Regions from separate parts of the Homo sapiens genome. Here region 1 is linked to region 2. A link is a loop called in an ENCODE intact Hi-C map of the cell type or tissue named here. Cell type or tissue: heart left ventricle. All regions are shown on one strand.

What was found. Peaks named below come from ENCODE experiments on the same cell type or tissue, not always from the same donor. Only the 100,000 strongest peaks of a DNase experiment are listed, where the experiment ranks them.
Region 1: a loop joins it to region 2, with 6 times the contacts of the local background. A loop is called at or near these places in 2 of 110 quality-filtered maps.

What each region holds. Positions count from the first base shown.
Region 1 is chr16:75,263,366-75,268,365 of GRCh38, reverse strand. It overlaps a transcript of BCAR1 not described here. Among named protein-coding and RNA genes, the nearest start is that of BCAR1, 14 kb to the right of the region's middle. RefSeq lists silencers at 2,090-2,149, 2,330-2,449, 2,520-2,589, 2,840-2,929, 2,940-3,029 and enhancers at 3,376-4,173, 4,174-4,971. In heart left ventricle, no CTCF peak of the experiment used is centred here; DNase peaks (open chromatin) are centred at 225, 2,275, 3,135, 4,295 and 5 weaker places; H3K4me3 peaks cover 3,468 bases; H3K27ac peaks cover 3,691 bases.
Region 2 is chr16:75,337,942-75,342,941 of GRCh38, reverse strand. All of the region lies in intron 5 of CFDP1 (craniofacial development protein 1), which reads left to right. Among named protein-coding and RNA genes, the nearest start is that of BCAR1, 89 kb to the right of the region's middle. In heart left ventricle, no CTCF peak of the experiment used is centred here; no DNase peak of the experiment used is centred here; H3K27ac peaks cover 622 bases.

The DNA of each region.
Region 1 (5,000 bases), 75 kb after region 2:
GCCACTTCCCAGCCCTCAGCCCCTCTAGACATGGCAAGGCCCTGGGGACAGAGGCCAGCTTGGATGTCAGGAGAGCTGGTTGTGAAGCTTGTCTCTGCACAGATTTACTCCATGGCCAGGTCCAAATTCCTTTCCCTCCAGAGGCCAGGGACAAAAATAGTCCCGGTGTGAGGGCCTCGCTTAGCTCTCAAGGACCCTCTCAGGGCGCTGGCACCTGCTCTGGCAGCCCAGCTGTTGCTTCTGGTTGGAACTGCCAGCCTTGAAGCCCCAGAGGCTGTTCCCTATAGGACGGAGTGAGTCATCCTGGGATCATTTGCCTGCCAGGAGTGGGTGAGGGAGGAGCAGCCGCCGCCTTCACAGACACCTGGTAGTGTCAGGAGAGGGCATGCACTGCCCTGGTGAGGCTCCTCTGGCTGCCCCCAGGCCCACACCCAAGGATCCCTGCCTCAGAGTAAGTGAGGGCTCTAGCCAGGGTCCCCTCTCTCCCTGCTAAGGGCTGAGTTACTGATGCCCTAAATAAGCAGCCCCTGGGGCGGTAAGAGGCAGGATGAGATGGATTGGAGGGTCCAGCTCCATCTGCGCCCCTCCCTTGGGCTCTCCTTTCCCTGTGCCCAGGCAGGTAGAAGGGATCTTTCTCCACCGCCCGCCCCATTCTGGCTGGGGCACCTAGATATGGGGGAGATGGGAAAGGAGACAGGAACAGTGGGCCCCAAGCAGGAGCAAGGGAGGGAGGTGGGGTCTGGGCGAGGAGCAAAGGAGAGGGCCAGGGTGGTGGTGGGTGGGGGCATCAGAGACAGCAGGGCGTGTGGCCAGGAGCCCGGGCGCCAGGCAGAGCTGCTGCTCCCAGCTCAGGAGCCCCTGTGCCAGCTGGATGCGGGCGGGTGGGCACGGGCAGGGCCACGTGCCAGACATGCACAGAGCGCCCTTTGAGGAGGTGGCAGCTGTCGGTCCAGGCCCCCCACCCCCCCCCCGGCTTGCTGTGGCCCTGCTTGGCCCCTCCAACAATGCCTTGCTGAGCACTGGGCTGCGGACGCTGATGTGCACAGTTGGGAACCCCACTCAAGAGGTGAAGGGGCAACCATACTCTACTGGAGCAGGGAAGGACCCCTCATCACTGCCAGAACAGGGACTTGGGTCTCTCGTGGGAGGCCTGGATTTCCCTCTTTCTCTCATACCTCATACCCCCTCATTGCTGCTGGCCTCTTGGGATCCTCACCGGGACACTCCTGGAGAAAAGATCAAGGCTGCACGCCCCTTGGGGAAAAAGGCTGAAAACCCAGTCGGTGACCTGCTACTGGGGGCTTTTGGGAGCTGGGGGAAGTCAGCCTGCTGCCTGGCTCTGCTTCCTCCATCCAGCCACCGTGGCCTCCTGGCACAGCATCCCTGGCAGGCAGAAGGGCCCGCCCCCCACATGGGCACCCACACAGAGATTCCCTAGGCAGCTGGAGCTTTCTGCCCCCAGGTCCCCGCCATGAGCCCGGGCTGCGGCAAACCAGCCTCATGGAGCTGGCTCCGTCTTTCCTCCCTGGGGTGGGCAGCGCTGACCTCCGGGACAGTGCTCTGGACCCCAGCCCCACTTGCTCTAGATGCTCACCCACCGTCCCCAGGAAGCAGAACAGAGGGGTCGGACCCCTGGTCCTTCCTTTGAGTGGGTGAGGGATCTCAGTGCCTGGGCCTATGAAATGTAACGGGGCATCAGCAAGGCCTGCCTGGCAGGAGTGGAGCGATGGGGACGAACATGCACGTGCCCAGTGGCTGCAGGTGCCATGTGTGGGCACCATGGTAGATGCGAAACAGCTGAAATTGGGGGTGTTTAGCCTGGGGAAAGGAAGTCTCAGGCCCACGAAGGCTCGTCTTCCAGCCTCTGGGAGGACGGTGGGCTGAGGGTGGGCCCAGGAGTGGGGGTTACAGGGACACAGGATCCTCCCTAGAAGCCAGGTCAGATGTCACTGTCAGGGCGACCCCAGGATGAGCTAGACTGTTTCCGGGGTGGGGAGCTCCTCTTCCCTGGGGGTCTCGGGGCTCGCTCTCAGCTGGGGGAGGGCAGAGGGGCTCCGGGAGGCCTGCTATGCTGCCCCGCGATCACCTTCCGCCGGCCGAGCCCTCCCGGTCTGCGCCCGGACACAGGGCCTAGGAGCCCGGCCAGGGCCACAGGGCAGTGTAGTGTTGGGGGAGGGGACTGGTTGGGCGACCCAGAGCTGGTGCGACTGGAGGTGGCCCGCGAGGGATCGGCGAGGAGCGGAGGAGACCGCGCCTCCCCGCCGCGTTGGGCCGACAGAAAAAGGCCTAGGTCCGGGGTCCTCACCTTTAACGCGTCCCTGGCCGCGGAGACGGTGGGGGGGGCGGCGCGGGCGGCGCATGCGCGGCGCGGCTGGAGCGGCCGGACAGTCCGGCGTCCGGGAACGCTCAGGAGCCGGAGGAGCCGGAAAGCGCCGGGACCCCTCGCGGGGCCTCTGAGCGGCGCGGGCGGACCCGAGCCCCCAGCCCGCTGGCGCCGCTGCCCGCCAGGCCCCGGGGGCGGCGGCCAAGATGTCCGTGCCTGTGAGTACCGCGCCGCCCGGGACCCCGGGCCGGCTGTCCCCCGCCCGGCTGCGACCTCGCCCCGCCCGCTGCGGGCCTGATGCCGCGTTGGCTCCCGGACTGGGGGTCGCCTCACTGGGGCCTCCTCGGCCCCGGGGGAGAGCGCACCGGCTGGGGGAGGCTCCCCCAAGCCGGCCTCTCTGCCCCCGCCTTTCCATCCTCTTTCAGGAGAGCTGGATCGGGCTGGGGTCCGTACTGTCCCCTCGGGGAGCCCCCCAAGATGGCTAGGTCGGGAAGACTCTTTGTTGGTCCCCGGGAAACCCCTGGGACAGCTGGGCCAGGCAGGAGTCTGTTGCCCGCCAGGACCCCGCACCAGGACGGCTAGGCCTAGCGGGGAGGGGTCTCTGCCGCTCCCGCGACTCCCCTCCGGGACTGCTGGGCCGGATGAGGGGGTGGGAGGCCTGTGCTGTCCCGCAAGACCTCCCTCGGATTGCTGCCCTGCGGCGCTCCCGGGACTCCCCCGGGGTGGCCAGGTTGGGGCGCGGTCTCTGCCAGTCGCCGGAGCCACCCCTCCCCCAGGACGGCTTGGCTGGATGGGAGCCGTGCCTGCCCTCCACGGCGGATGGGCTCACTTTCCTGGGAAGTTTTCCTCTCGCTGCGGAACCCCCGGGGCCCTGACTGGCCGCTTCCTCCCCGCTGGCCGTAGGGAGTTTTCTGTCCGACACCCCCTCTTCCTGGCCGGGCAGCCTGGCTTCGGCAGACCCCCGGGCCATGTTTCCACACTTGGGCACTGGCATCTCTGAGCATCTCAGTCTCACCTCCTGAGAACAGCAAGTGATCCTGGCTACCCCGGGTAACCAGGCCTCAGGTGCAGGCCCCACATGACAGATGGACAGACTGAAGTGGGAGGTGGGAGGCGGACACCCCGGCGTCCTGCCAGGAAGGGACACCATCTGCACCTGGCGAGCTGTGGCCTCCAGCCATCGTTTCCCTGCCTAGTTAGGGGCTTTTCCCTCCAGAGCCCTGTCCACTCTGGCCTTGTTTCTGGAACTGCTCCTCACCCGGAGGACCCCATCCTTTCCGTGAAGCAGGCAGTGGGGGCTTTCTGGCAAGTGGCCTCTTCATTAACTATCCCAGAGTGAGTGCAGATGACCAGAGGGAAGCTGGCCAAGTGCAAAGCATTGTTATTGTGGAATTAAAGAGCCCGCTCCTGCTCGCCTCCAGAAGTGGTAATGTATTTACAGATGAAAAAATGAGGGCTTCCAGACTGTGCTGATGTGAGCCCCGCCATCCGTTCTGGTTCAGAGCATAATCGTCTCGTCTTCAGAAAGAAGGAAGACAGAACATGCCTGCCAAGCCCTTCCTCTCTTCTGTTCTGCTCTCCTGGAAAGTTCTGGACTTCTCTGGCCCAGGGCCTCAGGGGACTGGCCAGCCCTGCTCCTGTGGGCACTGGGCAGAGGGACAAGGCGGACCACCTGAGCCTGCTGGAGGGCCGGTATCCCAGGGCAGTAGTGATTAGGGAATGTCACTCTGGCCACATCCCAGCCTGGGCGGGCCTCTATGGGGAGGTCCCCGTTTGATTTGGTTTGGTTGTCCACAGTCAGAGCCAAGCTCTGGGCATGGAGTCTGGGATGGCACCCTGACCCCTTGCCTTACAGGACTTTGGGCAGCCTTCTTTGGCACTGTGCCTCATCTGTAACAAGAGAGGAACAGCGGGCTGGGTAGGACTTGGACAGATAGGCACTGTCGTGGGGACCTGCAGCCTGGCCACACCATCACGGGCTCTGAGTCATCTCCTACCCTCTCCCTTGTAGTCACAGCCCAGGAGAATTCTGCTGGGGGTGGGCAGAGGTCTTTGCCATCTGCCCCCTACGTGGCTGGCTGGCAGATCACCGTGGCTCTCTCTCCTGGGACCTTGGGCAGTGTGTGAGGTGGTGGGGCCAAGAGGAGAATTCATTTTTGGAACAGTCTTGAAGTGTTCGGAAAATTGCTTTCATGTGCTGAGGAGGCCCTGCGGAGGCTTCCAGACTGAGCTGCCTGCTCAAGCCCTGCCCTTGGAACCCAGAGTGGCGACTGCTCAGGGACACGTCTGGGTTTTAAGCACACCCATCCATTTGGGCAGTCTTTTCCTAGATGGGCTGACGCAGCAGGCACTTTGGCCCACAGAAATTATAAGATGCTTCAGAAGGGGATGGGAGGGGAAGCAGGGTGAGAGATTGGTGGGCTGGTTGTGCGGGTAGCGACCCCCTGAGTGTTGGGGGAGGGGAGATGCCGGGGATCAGCTGGTGTCACCTTGTCATTTGACTCACATGCAGTCCCGGACCCAGAGAGGGGAAGGAGCCAGGGCGTCCCTGCTACCTGCTCAGTGCCCCTTCCTCTGCTCCAGGCATAGAGCAGTGCAGTGCTCGTGTGCTGCCTGGACACCCTGTGGGTATTCCCATGCCTTCCTCTCGCCCAGCGCTCTGGGCCTGACTCTTCCT
Region 2 (5,000 bases):
CTTAGCACCACTGACATTTGGGCTGGATAGTTCTTTGTCCTGTGCATTACAGCATGTTTAGCAGCATCCCTAGCCTTTACCCACTAGATGTCTGTAATATCTTCCCCAGATTGTGGCAACCAAAAATTTCTCCAGACTGTACCAAATGTTTCCTGAGGGCAGAATGACCCAAGGTTGAGAATCACTGCCCTGTGGTTTCTTCCAAAGGCAAGAGGAAGATTGCTGATTCTTAACCTAGCCACCTAACCTCAAAATATTTGTTCTTCTTCCCCCAAGTAAGAGCCTAGAGAAAGGATGTTTTTTTTCCGCTGTAGTATGCAGATAGAGCCCACGTGTGCAGATGTACAGGGCCAGGCAGAACTCTAACTCTGCATTTGGCTTTGGCTACCATTAGGGGTGGGAAGTGATGAGCCAGCAGTGACCTCCTTACTACCTGCCCCTTTTGTTCCAAGTAAACAAACTTTTACAGCCTTTCTGTTAATGAGTCAGCTGGTAAAGAAAACAATCTACTTTGCCAAAGCTATTCTGAAGCTGAGACATGGCAGAGTTTTGGATACATAAGTTCCTGTTATACTGACTTTTTCTTCCTGGCAAATGAGGAAGGATACTAGTGCAGACAGGAGTGCCAACAAGGATTTGTGACTGTAGCAAGTAGCAATTTTTTAAAACAATACATCCCAGACTTTTCCAGCAATGGTAATTCAAAAGCACCAGTGTTCTCTACATCTTAAAGTAAAAAGTAAACTTCGATGTTAACAGAGGGTTATAAAATCATTGGCATAGCAGAAGCCACAAATCAATCCTGACAGTGAATTTTTGGCAATGTGCTGGCCTTTGGAAACATCTGTTGGTGTGGCCTGTGATATTCAGGGATGAGGTACATCCTTAAAAAAGCTATTTAACTTGGAATGTGTGAACTATACAAATATTAGGAATTAATAAAATGCCACTGGAGTTTTAGAAGAGAAAGAGACCACAGGGACCTGCTTCTTTTGCAGGAAAGGGAAGTTAAGAGAGGCAAAGGACCAGAACAGAGTCGAAAGACCTAGGTCTTTTGATTGCTCCAGCTAGAGTTACTTTTCCATGGAACCACACTGCCTCGTTACCTGGCTGCTTGAGTACAGCAATAAACTGAGCACAGAAAGGGAGTCCTAGAAACGGTGGAAAATACTAAAGCAAGAAGAAGAAAGAGAACAGGACAGCTTGGCCTCCCCCAGAAATGCTATGGCTGGAGCTGTGGAAAGTGTGTCAGCATTGCAGGGTCAGGCCTTTTTTTTTTTTCCTTTCTACACTCTGCTGAAACCTTCTGCTGTCAAAGAAGCCTTCCCAAATTGCCAGAGCAATGCCAGACATAGGAGTTGCATTTATAATCCCCTCACTGAGAGGGTTCCCTTGAAGTTTTGCTTTAAACTCTCTGCTAATCTAGCCAATCTCTTATTTTGGAGAAAAACTACCAATCTTCTCTTGACAGCCTCAAGATAATCTCTTCATAATTTCCTTCCTCCAAGGTAGATGCTAGGAACAAACAAAAGAAAACCTTTCTGAACATTATAGCAAAGCCAGTTAGGTTGCCATAGGGTTATTAATAACTTTGAATCCCACTGTGGACTAGGAATAGTAGGTCCCAGTTAAGAACAGCAGCTGTCAAAGAGAATTGTAGCTGGTGGTATGTGGTGCAGGTGGACGGGTGGGCAATTACTGCTGCAACTTGCCTAATTTACAGCCATTAACATTTACATAAAAATTCATTTAAAAACTGGTGCCTTGTCAGGAAGACCCAATGAGATGCACATAGCATCATTAGGAATAATTAACTGGAGAGGGAAGAAAGCATTAGAAAGTGCTCTGGGAGTGGAAGCACTGTGCATGCCCAGTGTGTCTTTGGGCCAAATGTAACTCCAGCCTGAGAAAAGAATGGTCATCATGAAAATATTTTTTTTACTTCCAAGTCAGGAAACAGACTCACAATGGAGTCTACTTCTCTGCTTGGAATTTTGAGAGGTGCAGGAAACAACCAGCCATTACCAGCTGAGGTTTTCCTGCTGATAAATGAACCCTGAGGCCACAGTGACCTGTCTTGTTAATGAGTTAATGAAGAAGCTGGTCCTCGCATTGACCTCATCCTTAAAAGCTTTCTGTAGAGCTGAAACAACATTCCTCTCATTTATAAGTTAACTCTTTTCTTACTCAGCAGATGAAAAACAGAAGACAGAAAAGAATCTGTGACAGAGAAGTAGAGCGTCTATCAATGGGCTTCTCTTTCTTAAGTTTCTTAAAACTTTAACTTCACTTGCAGAAAGAAATTTCGTCCAAAAAATAGTTCCTCTTATTGCAGAACCTTAATAAAACTGGTTTTTTATTTATGTTCTGTTTACCCCAAAGGCAATGACATTTAATGAAGAATTTTCCTACTCACTCTGACAAGAAACTGGTTGGAATAGGCAACATAAGTGGTTTGAGTTTATGTAAATATTTTAGTGTGGAGGGAAATAATGAGAAAATTTTACTCTGTAAATAAATGTTATTAACCAAGCATCTTATTAAAGGGAGCAGATCCTGTCTGTAGCTTACTAGAGAAGAGAAATAACAGTCTCCTTTAAATTGGGTTATATTTGAGTAACCAAAAATGAATTCTTCTTCTAAATTATTTCTTCTCTTAGTGATTGATTGTTGGTGATGTCCCATAATTTGAAGGAGGCTCCAGGGTTGTTGTCGATACCTCTGTTACAGGATCATCGTAGGAGCATTGCGGTCCTGGAAATGTGATTTTATCAGTCGATTAGATTGCGATGAATTGATTCATGACAATCATAAGGCTGGCGTTACATTTGTCTTACAAAACTCAAATGCTTGCTTATTAACTTAAAATTACTATTTCAGTAACTAGAGGAGTCTGTCCTATTGAGGCATGCAAAAACTAGTATGAGAAAATAATAAACAAAACCAGAAAAATCATAAAAAGTAACAGGAAGATTTGTTTGGTAAGCAAAGCAAAGAAAATGGATTGATCATCTTAAGACATCTTCTCCATGTGCCATTTAAAGATTTTTAAGGAATCTTTGTCTTCCACTATAAGATCCTTGGTATTAGTGGTTCATATCTAGAACAGCTTCTACCTGGTGAGTGCTGAAGGGCTCCTGTTAAGATGGCTCTCAAGTTGGCAGACTGAACATGCATCACATGTATGCCCCAAATCCCTAATATGTTAGATATATGTCCTGGCAATGCTAGAAGAAAAGAAGCATCCTGAGAAGTCTAGAAATCTGAGGAATTCCTAAAGGGCAGAAGGCTGAGGGAATCAAATTAAAGGTGGAAGTCAGAGTCCAGAAGCCCTGCATATCCTGCCCTTCCCCTGTAACCGATGGAGATTGGCAGTGGTGAAGTAATGCAGCATTTACACACCGAGGATCTAGACAGCCATGAGCAAGCACATAACAGTCGCCAAACCATCATAAAAGAAACACCAAACTGAAGAAACTGAAAAGCTCACATTGGAGGATCCTAATAAGAACCTAAAGAAGACTTTAAGGGAAGTGAATTTATCCCTGAAAGAGATAAAAAGAGAATGCTGCACTCATGAAATAAGAAAAAAGAATGATTTTTATTTCCTAGACCTTGGAAATAAAACATGATCCTTTAGTTAGAACCTCATTAAAGGGTTGAGTAGCAGAATGGATACAACTAAAGGAAGAAAGTGAGCAGGACGAATGAGCCAAAGAATTGTCCTAGAATATAAAATAAGACAAAGAGATAGAAAGGCTGACAGAAAAGTGAATACAATAAGGAGGCTCATTTCAGAAGTTCCAGTGTTCATCTAGTAGGAGTTCTAGGAGGAGGAGACAGAGACAGTGGAGGAGGGAGCAAATAACCAATGAAATAATGGGAGAAAATTTCCCAGAACGTAAGCAACAATTTGTAGATTGAAAGGGAACACTGAGTGCCCACTGTGAAGTTATGAGTTTAAGAAGACTCAAATTGTACACATATAATGGAAGCGTCCAGAGAGAGAAAACTGGCCAGCCTATAAAATATCAAGGATCAAGTTGGCATCAGAGTCTTCTGGTAACACGCAAGAGGATGATAAAGTAACATATTCAGAGTTCTGAAATAGCATAGTCCAGAACCTAAGAGTCTGTACCCACAGAAGCTATCCCTTAGATATCAAAGGCAAATGAAGACATTTTTCAGGTGTGCAGGAACTCAGTTTCTCATTCATAATCCCTATTTTATAGAATTATCAAGGGATGTTGTCCAGAAAAATGAAAGGGGGGGATCAAAAAGAATAGATGAGCAAAAAAACAGAAAATGCATTAGGTCAGTAACCCTCTGGAAAGTGAGCAGCTGCACGCTCTCAACAGCAGTGACATCACTAGACGCAGGTAGAAACAGCCACCCAGAAGTTCTCATTCACACTGTGCTCTGATATCCATTGCAGTTGTCACCAGAAATCCAGTCCTCCAGATCATGCTCATCTTTAAGATGCTCATCTGTACTCTGCCCTGAACATTCCCTGAATGGACCCCTCTCCAACCCCTCCCTATCCTCTGCTTCTGTGTACACACTAGAACCCATTGGTTCCTTTCAGTCTCTGCTTCCTTGATGAATGATCCCTTTATCTTCTTGCCTTTTCTGAAATGGCCCAGTGGTCCCCTGGAAACACTGCCACCTGCAGCAACCTCAGGCAGAGGCTCTTTTTCCCCCCCATGCTTCACATTCCCCAAGAGTGAGAGGTGAAGTAAATGTCTCTTTTGTAACCCATCATTGCTTCCAAATTCTCCCTGTCTCCTGGATTTGCCATTGAGTTCAGTGGAAGTACAAAAGTATCCAAGCTAAGAAGGGTAAGAGGAAATGAACAGAGAGCAGAACCTTTGAAGTAAAAGTTGCAGCAGTTTCATTGGGTATGAGAGAATGCCGTGTGAATAAGTGGCTGAGCTGGGTGAAAGACAAAGTTGATTGGCTCTGAGAAGGTTGAAAAAATTGAGGCCAGGTTTGGATCATCT